Linked DNA regions of Homo sapiens: region 1 is linked to region 2. Evidence: chromatin loops called from intact Hi-C (ENCODE). Cell type or tissue: chondrocyte. All regions are shown on one strand. Links, peaks and the distances in the headings refer to the core of each region. The heading gives the core; the rest is flanking DNA.

What was found. Peaks named below come from ENCODE experiments on the same cell type or tissue, not always from the same donor. Only the 100,000 strongest peaks of a DNase experiment are listed, where the experiment ranks them.
Region 1: it touches region 2 in a loop (8-fold over the local background); 110 of 110 quality-filtered maps call a loop at or near these places.

The regions. Positions count from the first base shown.
Region 1 is chr14:72,509,620-72,524,841 of GRCh38, reverse strand. RGS6 (regulator of G protein signaling 6) reads right to left here. Exons shown (of 18, transcript NM_001204424.2): 14 at 14,563-14,688; 15 at 6,305-6,491. MIR7843 (microRNA 7843) reads right to left here and starts at 8,022; the gene lies at 7,944-8,022. RefSeq lists enhancers at 5,024-5,113, 5,204-5,353, 5,824-5,893, 9,571-10,071, 10,606-10,675. In chondrocyte, for the core only: CTCF peaks have their summits at 7,565, 7,779, 10,395 and 10,623 (motif pointing left); no DNase peak of the experiment used is centred there.
Region 2 is chr14:72,896,697-72,911,918 of GRCh38, reverse strand. It overlaps LOC107984711 (a long non-coding RNA gene), which reads left to right and starts at 3,577. Exons shown (of 3, transcript XR_001750998.1): 1 at 3,577-3,819; 2 at 5,361-5,446; 3 at 14,274-14,548. It also overlaps the pseudogene LOC124903429. In chondrocyte, for the core only: a CTCF peak has its summit at 6,790 (motif pointing right); no DNase peak of the experiment used is centred there.

The DNA.
Region 1 (15,222 bases), core at 3,169-11,168, 390 kb after region 2:
GGACAGATTTCCAATCCAATCCTATCTCAATGAAGTGCTTTCTTAGGTCTGGTTTGTTTTGTTTGAAAATGATGTGCTTTTAGATAAGCTCTGCCTGATGGCAAAAAAAAAGCCATCTGGGCCTCCTATTTCTCATGTTATTTCCCTCTGCACAGAATATTATGCCGCACGGGTCAAGGTTTCCCAACTTGAATGGGAGAATGGATGTTCATGACATGGGTGTATGGGCAGATGGACAAATGATTGAATGGATCCAGGGAGATAGTCCTTGGAACATCCTTGGTACTCTGAGATTTAAAATGGAAGCCAGGCAGCCACTGTGCTGGCATTTGATTTCTATCTCATCTAGAGCCTGTGAAGGCTTTGGAAAGAGACAAATGCCCTACAAGGAAGCTGAAGGTTCTCAATACTTCCTGTGGTTTAATTCTCTCCACCAACAACTGCCAGCAGAGCTTTATATGACATGCCCCAGGGTTCAGAACTCTCTCTTGGCTCCAGCCTACTATGCCCATCACCATGGGATTCACCATCTTCCAGGTAAAAGCCTGCAATGCTTTGCTACTGTCTTCAGGATGAGAAGCTCAAATTCCTTAGGATGCATTCCAGGACCTGAAAATTCAGTTCTTACATCCTTTTCTGGCATTTTTTCCCATCTAAGGGCAGATATTTTGAGAGAATTTCTTTTGGATCCAGCTTAGAATTACGAAACCCCAGAGAGTACTAAAGTCATTAATTTTTGTGAGTTCACACTTACAAATATATAGCACTTTTTACTTTTTCAAAGATTTTTCAGGGCTATTAGCTCATCTGATTTCTCTGAAATCCTTAGCGGGCTGTAAAGAAGACATCACCCCCATCACCCAGATGAGGAAACTAAGGCACAAAAGGTCAAGGCCCTTGCCTCAGACCACATAGCAAGCAGGTGACAATGCAGGTCCTTTAAGGCCACATGGTTGGGAACAGAGAATTAAATCCATAGCATAAAGAACTGAGTCCTTAAAAAAAAATAATCATGGCCTATATATTTTTCTCCCCTCACAAGGCTAAATCTATGAAATTGGAACAACACAGCAAACAGCTGAGGACTATGGTCACAGCCCACAGACCTTTATGGAAGATTTGGTCTTGGCCCAAAATTTTCAAAAAAGCTAAACGGATCAGCAAAACACAAGTACAAATGCTGGGCCCACGATAACAGGGTGTCTTGTGAAATATTTCCACAGGAAGCAAATACAGGCAATTAACTTGGCTCTAACAATGCGTGTGGTCAAATAAGAAACAAAACCCATTGGAGAGAGGCTGCACCCCACCCCCAGTCCCTGCTTCCAGTGAATCCATAAATCTGGCTGTACTTTCTCTCAGGCTACTGAGCACTAATATTAAAGCATATGACCACTGCAGGGGGTTTATGAGAACCATCATGACCAGCTGAGGAAGCCACCCAGAGCCCCTGAGCCCCATGGGCTGAGGTGTTAACATCCCCATTTAACAGAGAGGCAAACCGAGAAGAGAAAGTTTAAAGAACTTAAATGGATAATTCTAGAAGGAACTCCCAGACTCTTGGCCTTTCTCTAGGGACTAGAACTTCTCCAGGTCTCAGTGCGACCACCAAGCCCTCAGCACTAACAATCCAGGGACAGTGTGGTCTGAGCAGAATCTTGGCCAGCAAGCGAGGACATCTGAGTGCAAGTCCTGGCTGGTCATGGGCTGCTGAGGATTTTAACCTCCTTTTTATACCTGGGAACTTCTGAACTGCACCTACTTTGCTGGGGCAGGCAGCCAGTGCTGTCCAGGAAGGTAAGGCAGTGTGAGTCTCTTGGCACCTGCTGACCTCTGCTCCGCAACACTCAATCCTCATGTAGAAACATTCACAATTCAGATTGCTGTGTTGCCATGGCTGCGTCAAAACCAAGTCTCCTCTAACTTACTCTCCCCCAAAAACTGAAGATCCTTTATGCCCAATCCTCTATCCTGTAGCTTTCTGGATTTCTTGAAGCATTTCAATAATTTTCATGACCATGTGCTAGATTTTATTTAGCACAGGGTCACAAACTACAGTCTGTGATTCAAATCTACAGATACAGACCTGTGATCTAGATCTTTACATCCCATGAGCGAAGAACAGTTTTTATGTTTTTAAGTGGCTGAAAAAAACTAAAAGAAGAATTGTATTTTGTGAAAAATTATATGAAATTGGATTTCACTGTTCATAAATAAACACAGCCATAGGTCCTCATTTATGTTGTTTACATTGCTATGTTGTTGCATTGTAGCTGCTTTTGTATGCAGAATCGAATAGTTGTGACATAGACCACATGACTCACAAAGCCTGCAATGTCTACTATCTGGCTCTTTTTAGGAAAAGTATAGTTTTTTAACTGACCCCTGTTTTAGGTAAAAGGCAGGTTACAGGATCACGCTATTTGCAAAATCGCCCTGTTGTGGAATGAATGTTGTGTCTCCCTAAATTTCATATTGTTGAAGCCCTGATCCTCAGTGTGGTGGTACTTGGAGGTGGGTCTTTTGAGAGGTAATTAGGTTCAAATGAGGTCATGAGAGAGGCCCTTATGACGGGATTAGTGTTCTTATAAGAAGAGGAAGAGAGACCAGAGTTATAAGGACACAGCAAGAAGGCGGCCACCTGCAAGCCAGGAAGTGAGCCCTCACCAGCAACCAAATCTGCTGACACCTTAATTTTGGATTTGTCAGTCTCGAGAACTGTGATAAATTTCTGTAGTTTAAGCCACCCAGTGTGTGCTATTTTGTGGTAGCAGCCTGAGCAGACCTTACACGTAGCTACACACATAAATCAAGGAAGAAAATACACCAAAATAGGGGTTATCTCTGGGTGCTAAGGTTATGTGAAATTATTTAAAAATTTTTACCAAATACATTAAACACTACGGCTTAAAAAGAGAATATTAGTGACATTAGAAAAATAAGATGGTAGTATTTACTCTGTCTTATTGTGGGCCAGACATCGTTAGTGGTTGACATGCTTCCTTTCACCTGGTCCCCATTCCACCCCTATGTGTAGGCTCCATTGTATCCCTGTTCTACAGATGAGGAAAGGAAGACTCAGGGAATTTAAGCAACTTGTCCAAGGTCACTCTGCTAGAAAGGAACACTTTGTATATTTATGGTGGAAATACACTTCAGAAGCAATAGGAAATTGGTCTGAAAATAGGGATTGGCTTAGGAAGAGTGTTTTATTTGAATTCATGGGAGACTAATCCTAGCAGATAATGAAGAAGATGGGGATGCTTAAGACATCCTCATGTCTAGTCTAGATTGCTGTAGAAATTAGATAGAATGTATTTAGAAGTACTTGGAAAATGGTAGAGCACTGTAGGTTGGATATTGAGATACTTGTCAATATGTAACCTTCGTTAGGCTGACTTCCCCACTTCTTCCATCAAAACTTTCTTGAAGTAGAGACAACATAAATGTCCAAGAAGAGAGGACTGGTTGACTAAACTATGGTGCCTCCACACAACGGAATACTATGCAACAATTAAAGAACCAGGCGATAATCATACTGTTGCTGTATTTTTAGCATTGTGGTTTAGAGACTGCTCTGTGTAGTATAAAGCAAATGAGTAATTATGCTATCATCCAGTGCCCTTGAAAGTCAGGATTGTCAGCATAGAGAAAAGAGGCACAGGTGTAAGAAACAAGCGGTTAAATAAAATCCCCTGTAGGTCAGAATTTGAATTAAAAGTATCAGTATGAACTCAGGATGTATTTTTATTATAAACAGCAACACATTTCCTAGCTCTGTCGACTGAAAAGGGCTGGAAATGATAAACAATCCAGGAACAATGAAACACTCTAAGTGCCTAGATTTTAGTCTCTAAATACCATTTCTCACTAAGAGGAATCAGGGATCCTTGGAGAAACAGCTTATTCTGGGTAAGGGCAAAGACTGGAATATCTTAGCTTCCCTGCTATTTGGATGATGTCAAAGATCACTCTTAGGGCTGTGTCAGAAAGAGCCAACTGGCCAGAGATGGCCCAATCCAAGCATCAATAAAAGTAATCAGCAAAATGGATTAAAACATAGCATATATGTTTAAACTCATGAGTTTACAAAGATAGTAAAACCAAAATAGACCCTAATGTTTACCATAGGAAGATAATAGCAAACCACTCATTTTGAAAACTGGCAAATGAAGGGAGAGAATCAAATATTTATCCTGCTTTTCTTATGTGAATTGTACTGCTAGTTAATACCATAGTGGTGGAGGGAAGTTTCTCTTTATGAAAGTATTCCAGCTAATAAGTGAAGAAAGAATAAAATTAGTACGTTGTTGTTTTGTAACCTCTAATTAACTAATGGATATAAGCGATAGACATCAATATCTGCAAAAAGGTCAAAAAGAGAGGTGGCTAGACATGTGCCTTCTGATAGGAGAGCACCACACAATCCATGAAGTGGTTTTGTCCATAAAAATCAAACCTAAATCTGATTAAATATCTTATAAAACGAATTTATAGGAAAGAGAGATGATAGAAGAACATGCTAAATAGCACCACAGGGCTGCAATCAGAAAAATCCAGAGCTTGGAACTCTTTACAGGACAAAGGATCTAAATCCTTCATCAAATAAATTGCAAGGGGATGTGAGGAAGGGAGGGAGATAAAGGATATTGTGGCAATATTAAAACAAAAGGATCTTTTTTTTAGAGATACATATCTAAGTTTACAGATGAAATGATGCAACATCTTGGATTTGTTGTAAAGTAACCTGGTGGCAGGTGAAAAAGTAGATGGGGCTAGAGATAAAGCAAGATCAGACGTGTACTGATGATTTTTGAGGCTGGATGAGGGTCTATAAATGTTTGCTGTTTTGCTGTTTCCACTTTTCCAAGTGTTAAAAGTTTTCATAATAAAAAATTAAAATAAATCCCTCCTGATGTCATGCTTGGAGTGTTAATACTGTGCTAGATGCATCAAGGTTTTGACCAGTATCCCTCTTCTTGTGTTTCATAAATATTGGAGTTTGAGCTTCAGCTTGTTCATGCAGGGAACCCCCACGGAACTCCCCTGTCACTCTCCTCTCTGGCCATGTCAATATGGTGCTTGAAAGCATACGTACATACACATAAGCAAAAATATCTCAGCAAAGAGCTCTCATGACTCAAACATTCTGCTTTGAAGCTGCAAGGGGTATATGAAGGAGTCATGATTTCGTGATTGGCACAGGCATTTGATGGAGCTCGTGACCAGGGGGAGAGAAGTAGATAGTTATGGTGTTGAGGTTGGTAGGTGTTTCCATCTTGAAGTTCTGAGCAAATGACAAGGTAATTCTGGATGATAAGGGACACTGTTCTCATGCCATTATTTGCATTGGTGCAGCTACACTGAGTTTCCTAAATCAGATAATAATGTCTGCAAGGGGCAAACCACCCAAATTCTCTACTGGGGGCCCCAGAGGTGAGAGAAGTAAGTGGGGTCAAGGAGATAAGCAAAATCTTAAGCCCTGTCACTGGGTGTGGGATGGTGACAGGAAATAGAAATTAGGGGCCAGGAAGTAAGAAACCAACCCAATGCTTATTTTTAGAAATGGCACCTCCCAGCCGTCAAAATTTAGTCTGCTGGTTAGGGTGGTTCCTGTTTCTTTAGCCAGCATCACTAGCATCTGTGAGCATCTTAATTGTGTCCTACAGGGTTGGGAGTCCCTCCTGCAGGCTTGCTTTAACCTAGGGTTCACCCATTTGGGGCACTTTTCACACTGTTGAAGTTGCCCATTTACTTGTCTGTCTCCCACTCAACCTCGGTGAGAACAGGGGTTTTGCCTGTTCTTTGTGGTATCTTATCACATAGCGCAGAGCCTGGAATATAGATGTGCTTAAAAAATATTCACTGCAGAGCTGGAGATCACTGCGGAAGCAGTGTAGAGAGGTGGTTATCAGTGTGGGCTTCAGAGGTAGACAGATGTGGGTTTGACTCATGGCCCTGCTAACTCACTACACCCACTTCCCCAATGCTGTGTTCTGGTTTCCAGATTCTATCACTGACTTATTACAAGCCTTCAGATTTTGTAAAACACTTTGAGGCTTTCCTGGAACAAATAAAGCATATAACTGCACATTTTGGTTTCTATGTAATACATAACCCATCTAGGAAAACGATCCTGGGATTTTGCTGTGCGCCTATCTGAAATGGTTTCCACTGATGAACTTAAAAATAACCAAATCTGAAATTTTAACTACCCACAATGCCTTGAACTTGTGTTAATAGGTCAGGCAATGAAGGGGACAAATGAACACCTTATGACAACCACTTGAGTAGATAAGCAAACCTGGGCGTCTTCAAATGTATATCTCCCTCCATCTTTGACATTTTGACTGGTTATCTCATAGCTGTGAGAATCCAGGTTGATTGCACTTGGAGCCCCTGGAGCCAGAAACTCTTGCCAGATTTCTTCTACCCTCTTGGCCACATCCTGTAGGGGTTGTTTCTTAAGATCTTGGACAGCCAGCCAGAACCTGAAGTGGGAGCAGAAACACAGTCAGTTCCAGGGGGCTCAGCATCGGGATGTTGCCTGAGATGGCCCCAGAGCTGATGTCCCATGAAACCCATTCTGCTGCATCTCTCAGCCTGCCCTGATGCCACTACATGAGCTGCAAAGACCATGGAGATTGTGAAAACATCAAAGGTGTTCCTATGGTGCAGAACAGAAAAGAATTGCATATTAAAAGATCAATGTGCTTCTCGTTATCAGAACGGGATTTCTCTCCTTCTACATGAAGGTTTCTCAACCTCAGCACTATTGCCACTTCAGGCTGGATAATTCTTTGTTGTTGAGGCTATTCTGTGAAATGTAGGATGTTTAGCAGCAACCTTGGCCTCTACCCACTAGATGCCAATAGCAACCCCCCTTCCCAAGTTATGACAACTAAAAATGTTTCCAAACATTGCCCAATGTCCCCTGGGAGATGAACTCATTCCTGGTTGAGAACCCCAGTGCTACATACATGCCACCATGCAGACAGTGTGAGACCCTTTGTCAAATCTAGTTGGGATCAAGTGATGGCATCAAAATGGAGGAGAGATCCCAGAAGCAGGCAGTGTCCTGGAATCATAAAGACTATCTGTGTAAGAATGAACCAGCCATTCCTATTATAGATGGAGAAACTGAGCCAATTCACATCAGTGCTCAGCACGGTGCTTGGCAAATAGTAGGTGCTCAATATATGGGTTTCAGAGTGAAGACGGACGCATCTGGAGCAATGCTGAAGAGGCATATGTTGAAAACTTCTCTGCAGAATGGTTCTCCTTCTGCTGAGAGCAAGAGAGAAAAATCTGCTCACTTCCGTATTTGCCTCTGTTTAATCCCTCAGCATCCGCATGGGAGCAGTGAGCTCTTTTCTGCTGAGAGCAGCAGCAGCCAGAGCCAAAGCTTGGACAACAGCTACCGGGTCTTAAGGATGGTTCCCAAGGCAGCCTTGCAGCAGGATCCAGGTCTGGGTGTCATATCCTTTGCCCTGTGCATGGACAGGCCAGCTCCCCCATCAGTGAGTAAGAGAGTAGGTCCTGTGCTGGTTCCGAGAGCAGCGGGAATCACAGGTAGTCTAGTCAACAGAAAGGGAGGGACAAGCGAAGCTGAAACATGACGTGGTGGAAAGTGCAGACAGTGCATTCAATCTGTCATCAAATTTCATCCAAAGTAAGATGTACTTGTTTCTTTTTTTTTTTTTTTTAGGGTTAAACATGTTTTTCTGTTGCTGTTCAGAGAAATGTCTTTGGAGCCAAGTGCATGGCCCAAAGGTGCCACTCAGTGGCAGACTGGAGTAATGCAACCCAATTTCTGCAAGGCAAGACGACTGTGTGTGTGTGTGTGTGTCCCCAAATGCTGGGCTCCAACTCTTCCCCTGATTTGCCATTTTTTGCCATTTAGGATTCTGATGATCTCCTTAAAGGAACCTCTCAGCGACCCTGCAGAGCCAAGCGTAAGGCAGAGAAGGCTTCATGACTTCCATCAGATCAGGAAGCTGGCTCTGCCCTCATCCTGTCTACGCCATATCTTGCCTTGGTGTACCTTTCTGGGTGCCTCTCTCTTCATCTGTAAAATGGGCACTGAGTGGATGGAGGGATATGTGGCATGGCTCTGGAAAACTTCCTATGCAGACTTAACTCAGAAATGCTTTCAGGTCCTGTGAGGGGGAGCTGAGGAGGGGTCAGTGTGGTGGCCACAGGCTCAATGCTGGCCCAGTGTGATCCCTCGGATTCCAGCCTTCTCTCCGCAGGTGGCCTGGGCAGATGCTGCCGCCCAGCTCTTGCTGCTGCCATCTGGTGTCCCCTGCCCTTCCACAGCTCTCTGACAGCCACAAGTCCTGGGTGCTCAGGTCCTTCTGGCTTCTGGGTGAGAGGAAAGCAGTCGTGTTTCTTTATCCAGAGTCCAGAGAGGGTGGGGAAGGAAGGGCTTGAAAGGAGCTGTTCCCCTACCTCATTGTTCAGGTGGGCCCTTGACTCTTGAGCTGGGGCATGGGTCTCCTCCATCTCCCAGGCCTGCCCTAGGTTCTGTAGGGCTCTCTGTCCACTCTCTCAGGTCTGCTGTGAAAAGAAGGAAGTGGCCGGGAGGCTTGCCAAGTGAAAATGGCCATCTGCTGGTGAGAGTACCTACAAGGCTTTCTCTGCCTGGAAGGCCATGTCTGACCAGTAGGTGAAAGATGCGGGGAACCTGGCTCTATAGGAAGAAGCCAGTGTTGGCTTTTCCAAGGCCCAGAAGGGGTCAAATGTCCAGAGACGAAGTCAGTGAGGCTTCCTCAGCCCCATGCTAGGCAGACAGGAGAACCAGGTTCACAGAGGGAGGCCGTCTGGGCTGAATCCCTGGCTGGAAGCAACCTTCTGGGTCAGCGTCTTCCCACGCCCCCTGGGCCCCTGCAACTTCTCACACAAATGGATGACACCTGGGTGATTTCCTGCCCCCTCAATCAATGCCACATGGGAGGTCACTTTCTGTCACCTCTGTCAGCACTGAGGAGGAGCTGCTGAGCCCCTGTGGGAAGGCCCTGAGGACCCTGGGAGCTCTGCAGGCTCCCTGCGGTTCCTGAGGGCTCAGGGTCCTTTTTGCAGGATGATTTGGGTGCCACATGAAAATGTACATCACTCAGCTGGATATAGAGATGACCGGAGCTGATGGAAATACAAATTTCATAATCAATTTTTTTGAGACAGGGTCATGATCTGTCACCCAAACTGGAGTGCAGTGGCTACATCTCGGCTCACTGCAACCTCCGCCTCTCAGGTTCAAGCTATTCTCCTGCCTCAGCCTCCTGAGTAGCTGGAATTACAGGGGCATGTCACCATGCTCAGCTAATTTTTGCATTTTTAGCAGAGATGGGGTTTCACCATGTTGGCCAGGCTGGTCTTGAACTCCTGGCCTCAAGTGATCCGCCCGCCTTGGCCTCCCAAAGTGCTGGGATGACAGGCGTGAGCCATTGCACCAGGCCGCGGAATCAAATTTAATAAACTTTTATGTAAAAATAAAAAGGTTTTCTTTGTCACATAAAACCAAGAATTTTTTTAAGTACAAGTGAAAACAACAGGCATGCTGGAGGAAGAGGAAGGGGAGGGGAGAGAAAGGGAGGGAAGGAGGGGGAAAGGGCAAGAAGGGAGAGGGGGAAGGTATGGGGTAACATTCCCTAGACAGCAGTTTTCTCTCCCTGCACACACTGGGGACTCTCCCTGGCCTTCTGTCTGCCTTGGAGTTGACCTGCCTTGTCTCTCTCAGGCAACAGCAAAACTGCTGTCACAGCAGCATCCTGACATCCCGTATGTGTTTACCATCACTGGTTTTGAGGAACCTTTGTGTCAATTTGAAATTCAGAACAGGCTTTGGTTAGTGTTGGCCATCTTCGAGCCCCACAGGCCTGAGCTGGGAACTCAGAGCCCAGGCCACATTCCCCGCTGCAGAGAGCCACAGCAGCTCCTCTCTGCACATCTGCTGCCCATGGGAAGCCCCTTGAAGCTTTGGAAGCTTCTGCTCTTATAAAAAACCTGCAGGTACCGCTCCTCCCCAAGGGCAGCGGCAGGGAGTGAAATGCCAGCAGCTGCATCAAATCCATCCATCCTGCACTGAGCCTCCATGGCTTGCAGCAGAAGGGCCGTTGTGACTGGCAGGCCACAAGGACTAATATCTGGGAGACCACCTGTCCTGACCTGCCCCTGGTCTCTGCCAATTGTCATAGCTGCAGTAGGGAGGCAGCCCCTGTGCGGGCATTTGATCCGTGTTCATGACTTAGAAATGCTGGCGGGGAAACTAGCTTTTGGAGCGAGGCAGCCTGGGCTCAGATACCACTGGGGCGAAGCAGTGGAGAACAGGGCTGGAGGACCATCCAGGGGCTGCCCCAGTGGGAGCCTCCTTTCTCCCTAGAGGCTTTCAAGGAAGAGGATTTTCTCAAGGCTGGCTGGGTAAGACAAACCATTTGGCCCTTGATCATTCTCCATCCTACCAGGAGGTCTGGGCAGGCCCTCAGTCACCAGTTTACATATCTTTTCATAAACTAGAATTTTCATGGGTTAGAAAATACAGCTTTTGGTTCGCTCCCAGAGAAAAAGCAAACTCCAGGAGAGAAGAAAGTGTTTCTATGCCCTCTGCTGGTCAACCAGAGACGTAGGCAGCAGAGCTTAAACTTGGTTTAGTTCCCGGTGGGGCTAAAATTCCGGGGTGCCTACGTTAGTAACCACCCCCAGCACCACTGAAGCTGAGTTCTGTTCACTGGGCAGTGACTGAAACACTGCAGATGGTTGTGGTGTCGTGGGAGTCACCTCTGTTCCTATTAATCATGGGTTTGGTAAGTGGTGGATCCTGCTGGGCCTAGTGAACCTTCTGAGGTCTTCCTTGGACTCAGGGCAACTGCCAGAGACAAGAGCTCTCGAGATGAACCTGGTGCCCCACTGTGTTCTCTTTTAATTGCTTCTCCCTTCAGCCGACACTGTGTGGAACTCGGATCATCAATCTGCAGGTTAGAAGAACAACTACCTTCTCTCAGGAGATGTTACAGCTCACAAAAAATGTACGGGGGACACTCTTTGCTGTGGGTTTTGATTTTTAACTCATTCTCTGCTGTGCAGCAGAGGGTGTCAAGCCAGGGAGGACAAAGATTTGTGTAGGGGAGATGTGGGAGAGGGAGCAAAGATGGGAAGGAGTGACTGTCATTATTCTGGGAAAATGCACAAAGCAGGAAGAAGGATGAGGCCAAGAAACTGAGCGGAGCTCCCTGCATCAGAGCTGTGAGGCCCCTGCCTTGTGGACAGAAGCCATGAGCATTCCCAAGGCACTCAACAAACAGCTGTCTGTGGGTCCACTCGGTGCAAAGGGAGCCTGCACCCAGCTCAGGTGGGTCAGAAAAGGAGAAAAAGAGGTAGACCCTGCCACAGAGAGCTCACAGCTTCAGCAAAATGCGCTGCTGGTCATACCCCACCCAGTCCACAGAGATGATGCCCCCACCCTCATCTCACAGACCCACCCAGAAGACACTGATCAAAGGGGATGTCAACTTCTATTACATCATCATAGAAATTGTTCCTTAAAGGATCCAGGGTGACACTTTGGGGCTCCTCCATTCCGCATTCTGAAGCTCTGATAGAAATTCAGCCACTTGGCTACTTAACTGGCACCCCGTGGGTTGTGCAAGAATGTTATGATCTAAGCAGCCCTTTCACTGGAGAGATGAGAGGGAGCACAGGAGGACAGAGGAAGTGGAGAAGCACTTTGTAATTTACCCAGGTGAGTTCTGGTCAGGCTTTTTCCTGCCATGCTCCAATGCCAGTGGCCTGGGCCCCTCACCAATCCTGCGGAGAAGGGACGACTCCAGCACGGCCAACATGACAGGTTGGCAGGATCCTCAAGTTGTGCCATATTGCACAACTCCCAGGGGCCTCCATGGCATGAGCCACAGTGGAGGTGCATCTGTATAGCCATGCCTGGCCACCCTGATATTTACTCAGTCAGCTCTAAATCCGCCAGCCCTGTGCCACGGTTGGTGCTAAGATGATATCTGCAGCTGAAGGGATGAACGCAATGGAACGGGGAAAAGGCTGCCCTGTGATGGGTGACTGAAGAGTCCTACAGTTATGTGATTTACGACTGAGCTTCTCTCTCACCCACCATGTATCCAGTTATGCTGAATATCATAAAAATGGAATTTGGGCATCCAGAGAGGATTTTAGAGGCTCTTGGCTATCCTTTTCCTCCCTGCTATTCTATTTCCTTTCCTGTCATGGAGCAGGGGTGACCCTCTGAAGTCTGGATTTCTGCATTCTGGGGGTGTGGCTTAGGCTCTGGCACATGAACACATGCTCACATGCATGCTTTCACCCAAGATTAAATGTAGCCCTCCTGGCATGGGGAAAGGAGCTGGCAGAGGCGCAGGAGGTGATGGCAGGAAGAAGCACTGAACACCTGCCAGGGACACACTCCTTGGTGCACTCTGGGCTTTAAGTGTGATGCATAATTTGTGAAACTAGTCTGAACTGATATGTGGTTCTGGCTACACTCGGGACTTTCTAGAATGAATGCTCTGACCAGGCAAGGTGGCAGCTGAGCCAGTGGATGCTCCTGGGACCCTCACAATGACCAAACTCTGGGTCATTCTTCAAGCTCTCTGCAAGAGTGCAGGCAGCAGAGGGTCCTGAGGCTACTTACGGGCTTAGAGGTAGTTAGGTAAAGGGGGCCTCTATACCGCTCCATCTTGGAGACCCAAGGGGAACAGGTAAGAAGGGAAGATGAGAAGGACTCCCAGGGGTGGCTCATAGGGACCATGGAGGGGGTGGAAACTGGGACTGAGCTGGCTACACAGAGAGGCCACCTGGGTCCATCAAGCTGGCCACAGAGAGCCTTCCTTCCTATACAGGGAGGCTAGTCTGAGCACCACCCTAGTGAAGAGTATTAGAAGTCAAGCCTTCTGTTACAAATGCTTCATTAGGCATTGAAATGAAGCTCTGAGATGTGTTTGGAATCATGCTTCAGCACAAGGAAAGGCTCTTGTATAATAACCCAAAATAAGATACTCAACCTTGTCTGGTTTATAACAGACACGTGGATGCCTAGAACAGCACGCTCCATACAGCTAGTCGGCATCTACGTGTCCTCTCAGGACCTTATGGAGTGGGAGAGTCCCACGGCCACCTCTTTCCTCATTTGGTCCTCCAGCTTGGAATATTCTCTCTCCTGCTTCTTCGTCTACTATTATCCTGTGTATTCTTCAAAGTCCAGCTTATGATTTAACTACTTCAGCTTTGATTCTTCTCCTTTAAATGCTTTCGAAATGGTTCTTAGAGTTTACACTCATTTATAGACATTCAATGATTTAATCATTTCTTGTGTTTTTTCCTCAAGGACCTACAAGGTCGTTACAGGCAAAGATCACACATCTTGACTTGCATCTCTCAGCAGACTCTCACAGGGCTTGATACAGCACAGGTGTAGCATAAATATCACTTGATTGACGTATGGGACCGATGGTCTCAACTTCAAATAAGTGCATGGATGTTGCACATTAACTTTGGAGGGGCAGTCCTTTGCCCGCAGCACATGCTCTGAGTTTTTAAAGTAATACAATATTGAAACATTATTAAGACATCTTTAAAGAAAACAGCACTGGAAGATGGGTGTTACTCTACTATATAAACCAAAATCTGGTACAAAGAAAAAAGAAAGAGAGAGATTCCATCTTACCCATTAAAAAGTCACCAGTTTGCTAAGATCACTAGATAAGTCTCAGATAAGTCACATTTTCTGCAGATTTCTGATTCTTCATCTAATACCATAAAAGTCTAAATAAACAAGTTCCCAAATTTTTCATAACCAAGGAGACTTTTCCTTTCAATTCACCCCCTTTTCTTCCTCTCATATTGGACCTGAGGTTTTGAATATCTTATTTTTTTCTCCTATTAAATAGTAATTATTAATACATTTCCCTCATCAAGTATTAGTTATAGACCAATAGGAACAATCAGGTGTTCTCACTGGCGTCAGATGATCAGAGTAACCACTATTTGGAGTCGACAGAAGTCATTCTAAAAGAAAAAAGCATGTTTTTATTAGCTGCTACTGTTACGTAGCTGCTACAGTTACATCACCAGTTACTGAGTGATATTTACTTTGCTCTTTGAAATTCTGAAATGAGCCCACTGACTTCTCCCTCTTCCGTTTAGCTTCTCAGATATTCAGGACCCCAGACTGGGAAGTTTTGAGGAGACAGCCTCTGAGATGCCTCTCCACTCTGAAGCTCCCTGGTTCTATGGCTGTACTTAATGAATGATGTTGTCAAATCCGTTTGACTAATTATTATTGAAGACTTATTTCCAATTAGTCGCACAAAGGTCATATAGACTTGAACTGAAACATGCTGGTGTTAGTAGGTGCTATTATGGTGGTGACAGAGTTACATATTTTAATTTGTTCTTCTCCATTTCAACCTCAGCCAGATTAGCTGGCATTTGAATTTGAACCCTGATAACGTTTCATTGAGAGAGAGAGAGATGGAGAGACCGATTATGCAAATTTCTTCACACACATTCCGCACACAGCTCAAACTTTGAGAGATTTACCTGAGGTTTTCTGAACTGAATTCGGACTCCAGGAATCGTAGAAACTGGTCCCGCCCCACCTGGTCCTTCAATATCTCATCGAAAGAGAAGCCCCATCTTTTTACTCGCTGTTGGCTGGGCTCTTTGCTTTGGGGTGAAGGAAGAAGGTTTAAAGAAGATCAATACCAGAGAAAAGCTCGTGTCATATTCTCTTCAGTGACTCAAGTCTGTTTTGCAGTCACTCACCAAAGGGAAACATCTCATATTTAAGGGGCAGATTCTACAAAAGCTGCACAAATTCCAAATGCAGACTTTGGTACACCAACAGTAACCAATGATGAACAGTTTCTTTAAGGAGGCATGTTAAGTGATGGTTGCCGGCATGCCCTTCAAATGGCTGCTGTCTACCATGCCATTGATTAAACTCCCTGGACCATTCCTATCAATTATGGACTCAACTTTTGACTCTAATTTTTTCACTAGTACTATAACCCAGGATGCTTCATGGACCCAATCTTTCATCAAAACACACTATCCTCCACCTCCCACCCCTTCCTCAATCCTCAGGGGAGAAATTATGGTCCTGTTTCAAGCCAAGTGATGTACAACTGGTCAGAAATGTATTGACACATCCAGAGTAAAGCATATTCTCTTGTTAGAAGCAGAATGTTACATGCACTT
Region 2 (15,222 bases), core at 3,167-11,166:
TTGCCAGCAGGACTGTGGGGTGACATGTGCTCCATCCATTGCTAGTGTTGTCATAGAGCATTCTGGCCTTTCTTTTTTGGAAGGCAGTCTGGCAATATCTATTAAAATTAAAAATACATATTTCCTTTGACCCCAGAATCCTACTCCTAGGAATCTATTCCATAAAATAAAAGTGCTAATTTGTATGAACATGTGTGCAAGAATATTTATTGCAGCCTTGTTTGTAGCTGCCAAGAACCAGAAACCTAGTGAATGGCCATTAATCAGGGAATGGCTGAAAAATTAAAATATATTACTCCATAGAATATTATATGGCCATTCAATGGGATGAATGATAGCCTTACCAGATGTCTGAGAGAGATTTCCAAGAGATACCAGTGAGTGAGAAAAGTAAGATGCAGAATGAGTGTAATGTGATTCCATCATTGTAAAAAAAGAACAGAAAACCTCCCTGCATGTGTCAGTGTATATGAAAATGTATACTGGTGTGTGTATGGTTACAAAGGAAAATATATATGGACACACCCTATGTTCTTGTTAATGTTGGAGGAGGAGAGGAAAAGAGAACAGTTGTTCGTAATAAAAACAGCAAGTATGATATGATCCTATCCATGTAAAACTGTGGCGTGTGTGTGTGTGTGTGTGTGCATGTGTGTGTATATAAATGCACTGCAAGAAGTCTACCTCATTTTTACTGGTTAGGATGGTGAGATTTTAAGAGACTTTCATTTTCATGATTGTATCTTTATGTATTGTTCCAATTTTTTTTTTTTTTTTTTGAGACAGAGTCTCAGTCTGTCACCCAGGCTGGAGTGCAGTGGCGCTATTTTGGCTCACCACAAGCTCCTCCTCCTGGGTTCAAGTATTCTCGTGCCTCAGCCTCCGAAGTAGCTGGGACTATAGGCGCATGGCACCACACCCGGCTAATTTTTTATATTTTTAGTAGAGATGGGGTTTTGCCATGTTGGCCAGGCTGGTCTGGAACTCCTGACCTCAGGCAATCCGCCCACCTCAGCCTCCCAAAGTGCTGGAATTACAGGTGTGAGCCACCGCACCCAGCCATATTGTTCCAATTCTTCATAATAGATGTGCATTGTTTTTATGTCCAGGAAAAAGATGAAATTATTTTCACATTGAAAATAAAATGAAAACAGAAACCAAATAAACCTCAAACTCCTAATACCAATAGGCCTCGGTAATGTATACATTCTTATTTATCATTGGCTTGAGGGGGCTCAGCTGGAGAAAGGGATGAAAGAGCATGAACAAAGGGAACGCCTATTGCTCTGAAGTATTACCTCCATTGTGGATTATGGGGCAGTTGGGAAAAGGTTTAAAGTCACACATACATTTGCCACTGCCCATCTCTTTGATGGCTTTACTGTGTAAGCAGAATCATTTGCTGCTTTAGGTAAACTTACTTTTTTTGTTTGTTTGTTTTTTTGAGACAGAGTCTCACCCTGTCACCCAGGCTGGAGTGCAGTGGTGCAATCTCGGCTCACTGCAGCGTCCGCCTCCCAGGCTCAAGCAATTCTCCTGCCTCAGCCTCCCTAGTAGCTGGGATTACAAGCATGAGCCACCACGCCGGGCTAATTTTTGCATTTTTAGTAGAGATGGGGTTTATCATGTTGGCCAGGTTGGTCTCGAACTCCTGACCTCAAGTGACCCGCCCACCTCGACTTCCCAAAGTGTTGGGATTACAGGCATGAGCCATCGTGCTTGGCCTTAGGTAAACTTTTAAAAACTTTTAGTAGAAGTTTGATATTTTGGTATTTGTTTTTTTCCTTGCGGGAGATGCACCATGGTAAACTGGTTTTGAAATTCCCCACCTTCCCCAGAGGGGAATGTCAAAGCGGCAGAAAGGCCAAGAGAGGAAAAAGAACAGTATCAAGGAAAAAGAGGAGCTGGGAGGGGTGGCTCACGCCTGTAATACCAGCAAGTTGGGAGGCTGAGGTGGGAGGATCCCTTGAGTCCGGGAGTTTGAGACCAGCCTGGGCAACATAGTGAGACTTTGTCTCTACAAAAAAATGAACAAAATTAGACAGGTGTGGTGGTGCATCCCAGCTACGTGGGAGACTGAAGTGGGTGGATCACTTGAGCCTGGGAGAATGAGTCTGCAGCCTGGGTGACAGAGTGAGACCCTCTGTCTCAAAAAAAAAAAAAAAAAAATCAAATAAAAGGAGTAGAGGCTTCTCCAACAGTAGGGGCACTGACGGTTGCCTGCTGCTTCAAAGGTATGTGTGGTTTTATTCGACTGAGAAAAAGGTTTCTTCCCTGCTTTTCAGATAGCTAATGAAAATAGCTTTGTGTGATATGACAAACCTGGTGTTGCAAATTTTAGATTTGAGAGTAAAATTCATTTTTGTGTTTTGAACTTGAAAGAAGAGCTATTTGAATCCTTTTGTAGTTCATAAGCGTGATGATTGGGTTTTCACGCGCATGTGTGAGCTTGTTATGATGTTGGCATATTACCCGTCTGACGTGGAAAAAAAAAGTTATTTGGACTGGAGTTTAGAGATTGGCAAACTTGTTGACCTAGTTTTAAGTGGAGGCTGTTAGTTACTCTAAGTTTGCTTCTACAGTCATCCTTTTATTTCCTGCCAGTAAAATGAGGATCCTGAGAGTATGTCTAAGGAGCTGTTGAGAGGCTTACACAGGCTCATTTGGATAAAGCAATTTAGAACAGTGTCTGCACTTGGGAAGCAGTATTCAATGTGACTCTTATTATTATGATGAATCCTTTCTCATTGGTTGGGCTCAGCTGTCTGCTTGAACAGGAAGCACTTTACAAAAAGTTTTTTGGAAATGGTTTATAATGTAATATAGGGTATTGATATAGTTTAAGATTCTGAGATATTGTCTGAATTACTTTGTGTATAATACTTCACCCAATGCTGTGAACTTGAGGGCACTAAATTCTATTTGATGGCAAAATTCAATCAATGGTTACTTATAGTCAACTTATAATGAGATTTAGGGATTTAATAGGATGTGGAAAAAACTTTTGATTTCTTTAAATAAATGTGTTTTACAATAAAATCAGGCACTATGGATTTTCTATTTGGGATAGCACAAATAGAAAGTTTAGCTCCATGGATGTCTAGCAGGTTCCATCAGGAATGCCTTTTTCTTTTTCATTTCTTTCTTTTTTTTTGAGATGAGTTCTCACTGTGTTGCCCAGGCTGGAGTGCATGTCACAATCATAGCTCACTGCAGCCTTGACCTCCTGGGCTCAAGTGATCCTCCTGCCTCAGCCTGCTGAATAGCTGGGATTACAGGTGCACACCACCACACCTGGCTAATTTTTGTGTTTTTTGTGGAGACACAGTTTCGCCATGTTATCCAGGATGGTCTCATACTTCTGAGTTCAAGTGATTATCCTGCCTCGGCCTCCCAAAGTGCTGGGATTACAGATGTGTGCCACCACGACTGGCCAAGAATATCTTTTTCTAAGAACTAATAAAAGGGCCTTTTATGATATCATGTTATGAGGATGAATTAAGAGGTTTTGCTATTGGATTTGAACTATTGTTTCATGTTACGATGTCCCACCACCTATTTAACCTCTTCAGTTCTGCCATCAGAATGTTGGAGTGCCATTACCAACTCTGCATCTCCTCCTCTCTTCCTCCTGGAGTTCTGGGTAAGCTATTTTGACCCACCCACTGGGAGAGCACTCTGGGCGTTGGAAGGTTAGGAGCCCTGAAAAGAAGGCAGGAGAAGAGAAGCCCTCATTCTTCTACATTAGCTGTGAGCCTGCAAAGGAAACCCCCTGCAGGGCTCCCAGATTTTAAAAGCGCCCTGGTGAGTAATGACCTGGTGAGTAATGCTCCTGCAGAGCACATGCGGGGCTCTGCCCTGTCTCCCACCTCTTTCCTTATAGTCCTTACTTAAAATAGAAACCAGTTAAATATGGTAGCCAGCTGGGAGCCTGACTTTCTACTCCTAATGCTCGCCTACCTGCCTCACGTTTAGAATTTTTTTTTTTTTTTTTGCAAAGTGAAAGCAAGTTTATTAAGAAAGTAAAAGAATAAAAGAATGGCTACTCCATAGACAGAGCAGCCCTGAGGGCTGCTGGTTGCCCATTTTTATGGTTATTTCTTGATGATATGCTAAACAAGGGGTTGATTATTCATGCCTCCCCTTTTTAGACCATATAGGGTAACTTCCTGACGTTGCCGTGGCATTTGTACACTGTCATGGCGCTGGTGGGAGTGTAGCAGTGAGGACGACCAGAGGTCACTCTTATCACCATTTTGGTTTTGGCCGACTCCTTTACTGCAGCCTGTTTTATCAGCAAGTTCTTTATGACCTGTATTTTATGCTGACTTCCTATCTCATCCTGTGACTTAGAATACCTTAGCTTACTGAGAATGCAGCCCAGTAGGTTTCAGCCTCATTTTACCCAGCTCCTATTTAATATGGAGTTGCTCTGGTTCACACGCCTCTGACAGCAGGATTTCAAGACCAGCCTGGGCAAGACAGCGAGACCCTGACTCTCTTGGGAGACCAGGTCCTGCTCTAGTGGCTGGTCTGCATGCAAAAGCGCCCCCAGGCTTGGCCCAGCCCCTTGGGATTCACCCCGCTTTTAGAAATGTAGAGTAAGTTCCAGAGTGCTTGGACATCCTTTCCTAAAGGGCTTTGTGTGGGGGACAGATTTGCACCCCTTTTCCAGCAGCACCATGTGCTCTTGATGCATTTAAGGCATCTGCTCTCCATTTATTCTCCTGATCCCAGAAAGAAGATTGGGAATAATTATTTGAGTTTTCAGTCTGTGCTCTGGGTACCTCTTTGCAGAGTGTCTGAGGCATAAATCTGTCTGTGACTTCCGGGACAAATGAATAGTCATTTGAAACATCAGCCATGGGTAGGTGTGGCCTCTGGGGCTTTTCCACAAGGCAGGGCAGGGCTAATCTGTAAAATAACATTTGAGGCCATTCTGCTGGATGTTCAAGTTCAGGTACTTGACCATTCAGGGGACATAGATATAGGCTACAGGTACAACATGGCATTCACAAAGGAAGAAGCAGAAGGTGTTGTAGGTTTCATGAGCAAAGAAAGTAGTGTGGGTTGCAGTTTTGTTACAGGTGTAAGCAACAAAAAGAAAAAAAGATGAAAAAATAAAAGAAACAAAATGAAAGTGGCATGGTGCATGTCTTATATTTGCACAGGGGTTGCACAGGGAATGTCTCTCCAAGTTCTTGCAGCAGGGAGAAGGCAGGTTCCAAAGCATTGCTGGCTACCCCAGCAATCGGGGCACTATGAGCAAACTGGATCAGTGCATACTAAGGCTGTTTTTTTTTTTTTTTTAATTTTTTTCTTCTCATGCCTTGCATTCCTTCTGGGCAAAACTGGAATAGTTCGGGAATTCTTGCTTCATGTGCTGTTGAGTCTACTGAATCTAAGTTTCTGGCAACAAACGAACTAGATGGGCAAACAATTTGAGGTAAGTGTGTGAGGTTAATTTTTTCTTCTGCTCTCAATGAATAACAGATCTGATGCAAAAACAGCTCTGGCTATGGAAGTGGGCATCTTTTTCCCCCCATCTGACTCAGCATAGGTGAGAAATAACTTGAACATGTTTTACTGCTCTAATGGTATGCAGGATCACAGGTCATCTTTTCTTAGAGGAAAGTCTCTGCTCCCCTTGAATTTGCAGATGGACTCACCAAAGCTCAGCAAGGAAAAGAGGAATTATAAAGAGGACTTAATTAATTCATTATTTTTTTTTGAGACACAGTCTCACTCTGTCATCCAAGCTGGAGTGCAGTGGTGCAATCTCCACTCACTGCAACCTCTGCCTTCCAGGTTCAAGCCATTCTCCCACCTCAGTCTCCTGAGTAGCTGGGACTACGGGCATGTGCCACCACACCCGGCTAATTTTTGTATTTTTAGTATAGACAGGGTTTCGCCATGTTGGCCAGGATGGTCTCGAACTCCTGACCTCAGGTGATGCGCCTGCCTTGGCCTCCCAAAGTGCCAAGATTACAGACGTGAGCCATTGCACCTGGCCAAGAGGATTTACTTTTGTTACAACATGTATATTTTGGTTGATCCAGTGGAGTAATTTCTTTAATTTCAGCTAAGTGATCTAGCCATGGTTCTTACTCAACTATATCACTCAGAAAGTATCCTAAGATCTGGCTGGGCATGGTGGCTCACACCTGTAATCCCAGCAGTTTGGGAGGCTGAGGCGGGCGGATCACATGAGGCCAGGAGTTGGAGAGCAGTCTGGGCAAATGGCGAAACCCTGTCTCTACTAAAAATACAAAAATTAGACAGGCGTGATGGCCCCCCTCTAGTCCCAGCTACTCGGAAGCCTGAGATAGGAGAAACACTTGAACCCGGGAGGCGGAGGTTGCAGTGAGCTGAGATCGCACCACTGCACTCCAGCCTGGGTGACTGAGTGAGATTCTGTCTCAAAAAAAAAAAAAAAAAAAAAAGTATCCTAAGATCTGAGCAGTCAAGTTTTTCATTGCTGCATCGGTTTGACAGGTGGTGTATTCTTTACATGTCAATATCCTGATGGGGCATTAATGCAGGACTGTCTGTCATGGACCTAATTGTCATTCACTTTCAACAAACATCTCATGAATACTTACTATGTTCCAGAACTTCTTGACAGAAGAACTCGTTTGTGTCATAGTGGTGCTCCTTCAACCTTTTCCTGCCTTCCAGGTACCCATGTAAATATTGCTGTTTGGCAGTTCCTTCTAGAGCTGGAACCCAACAGGATTTCCCAACTTTATGACTTTCAAAGGGTGGCATCCCTGCTCACTGACACTAGAGGGCGCCCAATTGCCAGTAACAAATTTGGGCACTGGGATTTAGGGCACTGTTTGAAAACTTGTTTTACTCTTCAGCAAAAAACAGTTGCACAACTTCATCCTCCTCCCAATGGGGCATCAAAGAAGGAGACACTCTAATGTGGACTAGACGTTGGTTTGTTTCCATTAAGGCTTGCTTTCCTAAAACCCAGGCTTTTGGACTATCCCTGAGAACAGTGAGTAACTTGTTAGTAATTGCATATCCTGGTTGTTGCATTTAATCCCATCCTGCTGTCATCCACCACATCCCTATCTAATTCCAGAATATCTCAGCATGAAGCTCTCGAAAGGACTGGCTCCTTTCTAAACCTCAAAAGGCTTACAGACAGACCAGTCCGGTTCTCATTTTGCTCTCTGTTTTGTCTAATGCCCCTTTTCCTTGAACACAGGCAAGCCTTATCTCCCATTTTGGTCCAGGACTATCTGGCTACAATGAATTTGTTTGGTCTCATTCTGTTAACTCAGACTCCCTCTAACTCCACCATTCCTTGTCATCTGTTCTTTCCCTTCTTTGTTCCTGTTCAGCATCAACGAGTTCTCAATTTTGCATTTTCTATCTGGGAAGAAGGGAGAAGTATTTCTCAAGTGTTGACTGTGTGTCAGTTACTCTTCTTTATGTCACTTACAGTATCACATGCAGAAGCTGGTATGAATAGCCCCATTTTACAGATGAGTACACTGAGGTTCATGGTCAAGTCACCTGCCAGAGGTTGTGTACCTTGGAAGTAGTCAAGCTGGGATTCAGTTCTAGGGTTTTTGGATTTCTCTTTCTCCACTACCACCCTCCTTCCTTAGACTTTTATACTATTTGATATTGTCATCAGTGCTTCCAGTCATATTCCTTGTTTTTGTTCCTTGGTTTTGTCACATGAAAGTTTATCCAAAATTCATAATTCATGATCAAAACTAGCTAAAGACATTATAAAACTGAAAAAGGACCTCAATTCAGATGGAATTGTCCCTCCTACCCGCACTATATCTCAGAACTTAAAAGAAACCCAAATTTGAGGTAGGAGTAGCTTTGGTCATTAAGTAAAACAGGTTCTCAGTTCAGCCCGCATTGTGAGACTTCATTTGAGGAGTCACTCCAGAGTAGCTAATATACAAGATTTTTTTTTTTTTTTCTGTCTTGCTTTGTAGCTCAGGCTGGAGTACAGTGGTGTAATCATGGCTCACTGCAGCCTTGACCTCTGGACTTAGGCAATCCTCCCACCTCAGCCTTCAGGCTTCATATAAATATAGAAGCACCAAATTGAAAATTGAATCTCTTCTAATAGTCTCCATTTTCTACCTGTTTAACACAGTTCTAAAGGAGAAAATAGCCACAGAAATTTCTGGTATTTATTATGAGTAGAGAATTTTTAAAAATAGCTTAATTGAGATATAATTCATATACCATAAAATTTACCCACTTATAGTGTACAAAGCTGGGCATTATAGTGTACAAAGCTGGTTCCATGGCTTCTATCCATCTCTCCTGCTGTGGTCACTTGAGGTGGGAGGATCCTTTAGCCCAGGAGTCCAGCCTGGGCAACATAGTGAGATACTGTCTCTAAAAACAAACAAACAAACAAAGTACACAGTTCAATAGTGTTTAGTATATCCAGAGATATGTGCAGCCATCACCACAGTCAATTTGAGAACATTTTCATCACCTCGAGAAGAAACCCCATATCGTTCAGCTGTCCCCCTCCTATTCCCACACACTTGCCGTCTCCAGCCCTGAGTAACCACTAATCTCCTTCCTGGCCCTGTGGATTTCCATATTCTGGAATTTCATGAGAATTGAATCATAGAGTGTGCAGTCTTTTGTGACTGGCTTCTTTCACTTAGCACTATGTTTTCATGATTCATCCATGTTGTATTGTAGCATGTAACAGTACTTTTATTTTTTTTTACGGCGAAATAATGTTCTCTTGTATGGATACACCACCTTTGGCTTATCTATTTGTCTGCTGATGGACATTTGGGTTGCTTCCACCTTTTGGATATTGTGAATAATGCTGCCATAAACATTCATGTCCTGTTTCTTTGTGGACATATGTTTTCATTTCTCTTGGAGATATACCTAGGAGTGGAATAGCTGGGTCACATGGTAACTCTATGTTTAGTCATTTGTGGAACTGCTGGACTGCTTCCCAAAACAGCTGGACCATTTTACAATTACACCATCAGCATATTAGGGTTCTGATTTCTCCATTTCTCTGTTCTTAATAACAATTGTTATTTTTGACTTTTTGATTTTAGCCACCTAGTAGGTATGGAGTAGATTTTTTTTTTTTTTGTAAATAGAGAGAGAGTCTCACTATGTTGCTCAGGCTGGTTTTGAACTCCTGGCCTCAAGCCATCCTCCCTGTCTTGGTCTCCCAAACCGTTGGGATTATAGGTGTGAGCCACCTGGCTGGGCCTAGCTTTTTTTTTTTTTTTTTTTTTTTTTTAATGGGGAGGGATTTATATCACTAGATTTAGTAATTTGTGCTTTTACTTATTCTTGCAACTACCAATTATTAACCATCTGCTAGGCCTTGGGCCAGACTCTGGAGATTTAAGGTGTCCTATCTGGCCTCTACACCTTGTGGGATAGGAAAACAGAAAATGAGATGTACTAAAATACAAGTATTTTAATAGAGCTATTCATAAAACTGTGCAAAAACCCAAAGCAGCAAGTGCCTAACTTGAGATATATTTAATCCAAATAAGTGTTAGATTTAAGCTACTGAATGGCTACGATTAAAATGTTTACCATCAGCTTTATCAAAAGCCTTTCTAGAAACATGGTGGCTTTCAGAGTCGCTGTTAATGAGCCCACTTGTGTCTAGAAAATAGCCCTCACTTTCAGAATTGTCATTGAGTTACAACTATTACAATATGGTGACAATACAAATATGTGTCTGTTGTACATGGACACAATAAGTCGTGTTATCCTTTGATTGGTGAGAACAAAGAGCATCTGATGACTTTGGGATTCCAGGTACAGAAAATAAATTTCCTTTGCTGCTTAGGTCTTTAATAGTCCCATTTTATTGGATTTTTCGCCTTTCCCCTTACCAGAACCAATTACTTCCATTTTTTCCCTTCTCTCAGCAGTCCCACCTCGCTGATTTTCCCTGCTCCATTTCCTCTATCTTTATTTACTTCGGGGTTCTCTGGGCTGTGCCTCTGTCCCAGAACCCATTGCTGCATTGGAGAAGTTGTCCTCAGCCTGGCTGCCCTGTTGGCTTAGATGCATTTAAAATGCACAGGGCCCTCTGTGGGCTTTAGGAACATTTGCTCACCTTCTTCTCTTTTCCTCTGGAGTAGCATAAACATGGAGTTGAGGTCCTTTTGCAACTATACAGGCCAGAGTTCATTGCCCGAGGCTGTCTGAGAACAGAAAACACCTGCTTTATTTCAGCAGGCCTCTGTCTCCCTCTTTGCCAGAGTGGGGGACATTTTAGGTTCCGTGGCTTCCATCCATCTCTCCTGCTGCGGTCACCTATTTTTATATGGTGGTGTAAATATCTGCAGGACAACAAGACTTAATATGCCCTCCTGTGCTTGGCTTGTAGACTTCTCCTGGATGATTCCTGACTAATGACAGAGTAGAAGCCTGAGGTCATGTAAATGTTGTGAGTGAGGGAAACAGGTGCCTGGGAGTGTCACCACACTTAAAGCAACACCCTGTAGAAAGCCCTCTTTGGGGGCCTTTGAGGCATCCACCTTTGCAGATGAAAAAAAGCTTCTCTAACCAAGAAATGGCCAAGGGGTGAATTTTCTTTCTTCACATGTATGTATAGTTTTAAGGAATTTTGTTCATGCATGTCTTGGTCACTCCCCATGGTGGTAATAAGGGACAGTGTTTTTCTCCTGTTCCATTCTGTCCCTGTCTGCAGGAGGCCTTGCCAGTTGCTTTGACTTAGGACAGAAGAACTACCAGGATTTCAGATATGGTGTCCATGTGGGTGGGCTGAAGGAGGACTTGGAAAATGTGGACTTGGCAGGTAGAGGAGGGTGGAAGAGAGAGAGGAGAGTTAGCCATCTTAAATAAATAGACCCCATGAGAGCTCTGCAACCAGTGGCTTTATCAGGAAGAAGACCCGAGGCCCACTTGAGATGGTCTGGTGTTAGTGAGGGAGAAGGGGGCTGGGGCTGGTCTTTAGAGTAGACTGTGATTACTCTGTGTGATTTGAGTGGAGAAACCTCCTGTGTAAAAATATTCCATCTGCTGGCTTTCCTGGTGTCTGAGGTTCTAATCAAGCCACTACTTATGCACGTGTGTGTGTGTGTGTGTGTGAGAGAGAGAGAGTGTGTGTGTACTGTGTATCTTATGAAGTCTTAATCCCTTCCTTGTGTAGGTTTTGAGGTGTCCTAGAATTCCCTCTTAAAATGCAACCACCCAGGAGGGAAACTCCTTTAAATCAATTCAGAGCATGTCGTAAAGGAAAGGATGGGGATTAGAAGAAGGGAATTTGGAAGAGGCTCCCACTGAAGGTGAAGTCCTTAGAGGAAGGAAAGCTGGCACTGTTGCGTGGAGGGGGATATTAAGACAATCTCAGCCTCTCACAGCCTCTCAGCCTAGGTTACCCACCATTGCCCCAGGGGATAGATTTATACCAACATTAGGGAAGTGTTGGGGATGGAGGATTAAGGTTTTCTAGTAAGGCAAACCCCTGCTCCATGACAGAAAATCTCAGTGCTTCATTGGCCTCCAGCCCTCAGGCCTTGGCCTTGACTGTGTGTTTCTCCAGTCAAGACCAAGCTGACCAATGTCCATTCCCAGGTGCATCATCCAGGGCCCCTCCTGTGTCCCTCAAACCCACAGCATGCCAGTCACCAAGTCCTGCCGATTCTACTTCCTTAGAAGCCACTGATTCTGCCCTGTATACCTCATCCTGGGCTGCCACAGCCCCTTAACAGGTTCCCAGGCCTGCAGCTCAGCTTTCAATCCATGGTCATGCTGCTGCTGGAATGAACTTGTAAAAAAAGGCAGATGTCTTCATTTTCACTCCTAGCTTAAAATCTTTTGGTGTTGCCTGATGGCCTCCCAGATGAAACACATTTTTTAGCAATAACACCCGCTCCTTGCTTCTGCTTTCTCTGTCTCACTCATCCCTCTGCATAAATTACCTTCCTACCAGAGGGATCTCTTGAAATCACAGTGCCCTCTCCCACTTCCCTGAAGGTGCTGCCATCTCTGTAGGGACACCCTTTCCTCCTCCAGGTCATCCGGGACTTAGCTCAGGCATCAGCTCTTCTAGGAAGACGATCCTGACCTTCTGTGTTCTGGCAGGTGCTCTTCATCCAGCCCCACAGTGCCCTGAGCTCCGTGGCTTCCTGTTTCTGCCTTGTAACTGCCTTCTCCTCCCACCCCATCTCTCAAATATGATCCCTTTAAAGTGGGGTTATGGGGGTTTTCTTAGGTCTTTCTGTACTCCAAGGCCCAGCAGTAGATAATCTACAAATATTTGCTATATGAATTAGCTGTTGCTAGGTTATGGTTTTGGTGTAGAAGGCCTTTCACCCCTTGGCTTATTTCTAAGAGCTCCCCAAGCAAGGCCCAATTTAAATATGACCTTCTCCTTGAAGTCTTTCCCTCGACCAGCGTTAGAAATGCTCAAGAACTACCCCCTCCCTCCACTGACGTTCTTTGATATGTATCACTTCTCCTTCTTCTCCTTTGTTTTGTACAAATCTGTGAAAATCTCAATACCTTGAAACCTTGAAAACCCAAAGGAGTGAATGCATTCAACAAACACTCAAGGATGAACCCTTTGGATTACGGGCACCAGGCCAGGAAAAGAAGACTGGCTGGGCAGGCTGCTGCTTCCTTTTAAGTCACATCAAGTAATTGCTCTACTTGCTCACAGGGTTGGGCCTACTGTCTTTATTCTGTCTCCAGATGGATGGAAATTGCTTTTTGAGAATTGTTTCCACATCTGGTTTATTTTTATTTTGCCACCTGTGCCTAGCGCAATGCCTCCCTTAGAGAAAGCCTCCAGTGACTGAATGAATGAATGAATGAATGAACTAAGTTAGTGAGCAGCAGTAAACATTGATTCTATTTGACTCTGCCCTGAATTATGAGGTTTCAAAGGACTACCCCAGGAGCATCTCGCATCCTGAGAAATTGATTGTGTGTGTGTGTTTGTACACACTGAGATACTGTGAAGGGCCTAAAAACTCCTCTCCCAACATTCCCCCAGGAACAGAGAAAATTAGATCGCAGTTTTGATGCTCCCTTTTCTTCCAAAGGATTCCTCTTCCTCTTCAGCTCAGTGCCTGGAGGAACATATCAGAGCTGGTTCTGGATCTCAGGGAACCAGCACAGCCAACCAGTCGCTGAGGCCATGGCTGGTTGCTCTGTGGATGGACGGAGGGATTGAGGGTGAGCTTGTTCTTGTTTTTAATCCCCATGGGACTTAAAACCCCTTCAGCTCTTGAAGTCCATTAGGAACTGCATTTGTTTTGGATGGCTTTTGTGGCACACTTCCTCTTTCAAATGAACTCTTTGGCTGTTTGGAAGGCCTGTGTCTCCTTCTCTTACTTCTCTCTCATGTTTACATGTGCCTTTAAAAAGTCAGCTGGAAAGGTTGGCACTTGCTACGGAAATGCCATTCTTTCCTGCTTCTGGATGGGTTTCTTATAGCTTTGTGTTGTCTGCTGAAACAGCCCTCAAACTTTTTAGGAGTAAAGAGGGATGGGGGCTGGGTGTGGTGGCTCATGCCTGTAATCCCAGCACTTTGGGAGGCCGAGGTGGGTGGATCACCTGAGGTCAGCAGTTCGACACCAGCCTGGCCAACATGGTGAAACCCTGTCTCTACTAAAAATACAAAAATTAGCTGGGCGTGGTGGCAGGTGCCTGTAATCCCAGCTACTTGGGAGGCTGAGACAGGAGAATCGCTTGAACCCGGGAGGCAAAGGTTGTGGTAAGCCGAGATCGGATCACTGTACTCCAGCCTCAAAAAATAAAATAAATAATTAAGAAAAAGAGAGATGGATGTCCTTTTGGCTTAGGTTCTTGGGTCCTTGGTTGTGCCCAGTGTTCCTTCAAACGGATGGCATTCAACAAATACTTGAGCTGGGCCAGGGAGTTTCACTCACTGACATCAAGGGTGAGTTAATATGGTTGAGAATGGTCCCCACACTTCTTTCCCTGGTGACACACACTTCTTATATGTTTTTATTGTACAGTGCAAAAAGGCAGATCTCTTCATTTTATTGTACAGTGCAACACTGTACAATAAAAATACAATGCCATCCACATGTACAATTTAAAATTTCCTAGTGGCCACATTAAAAAAAAGTAAAAAGAAATAGGTGAAATTAGTCTTCATAACATATTTTCTTTAATCCAGTAAATCCAAAATATCATTTCAACAAATGATCAATGTAAAAATTATAATGAGATATTTTACCTTCTATTTGTCCTAAGTCTTTGAAATCAGGTGCATTGTTTTATACTTACAGCGCATCTCAATTGGGAGTAGCCACATTTCAAGTGCTCAGTAGTCACCTGTGGCCCATGGCTCCTATATTGGACAGTGAAGCTCAACATTCTCCAGGTGAGATGTGGAGGTGATTATTCTGGGGCCACTCTGCTCTCCAAATTAAGCTGCCTAACTAGCTAAATCAAGATAAAAGGGATAGAATACAATGAAGTGTATTCAAATATATGAATAGCTATGGAGCTTTAGAAATGGGATTTTAGGCTATGGGTGCGGTAGTTCATGCCTGTGATCCCAGAACTTTTGGAGGCTGAGGTGGGAGGATCATATGAGTCCAGGAGTTTGAGATCAGTCTGGGCAACATAGTGTTACCTGGTCTCTACAAAAAATTAAAAAATGAACTGAGTATGGTGGTTTGTCCTGTGGTCTCAGCTACTTGGGAGGTTGAAGTGGGAGGATCACTTGACCCCAAGAGTTTGAGGCTGCAGTGAGTTATGTTGAGCTGTGTTTGCACCACTGCACTCCAGCCTGAGCAACAGAGCAAGACCCTGTCTGAAAACAATAACAACAACGACAAAAAACTCCAGGGCTTTGGGAGGCTGAGATGGGTGGATCACCTGAATTCAGAAGTTCGAGACCAGCCTGGCCAGCCTGGCCAACGTGGTGAAACCCTGTCTCTACTAAAAATACAAAAAATTAGCTGGACGTGGTGGTGGGCACCTGTAATCCCAGCTACTCGGGAGGCTGAGGCAGGAGAATCGCTTGAACCCGGGAGGTGGAGGTTGCAGTGAGCTGAGATCACACCACTGCACTCCAGCCTGGGCAACAAGAGTGAAACTCCGTCTCAGAAAAAAAAAAAAAATTTAAAAAGTGTTTTGGTATCACAATCAGCAAGAAGCCTTTTTTAGGGTTATATAGTTATGTGACCCCTCATTGAAACATCATTCTTATTTATTATTTTATTCTAATCC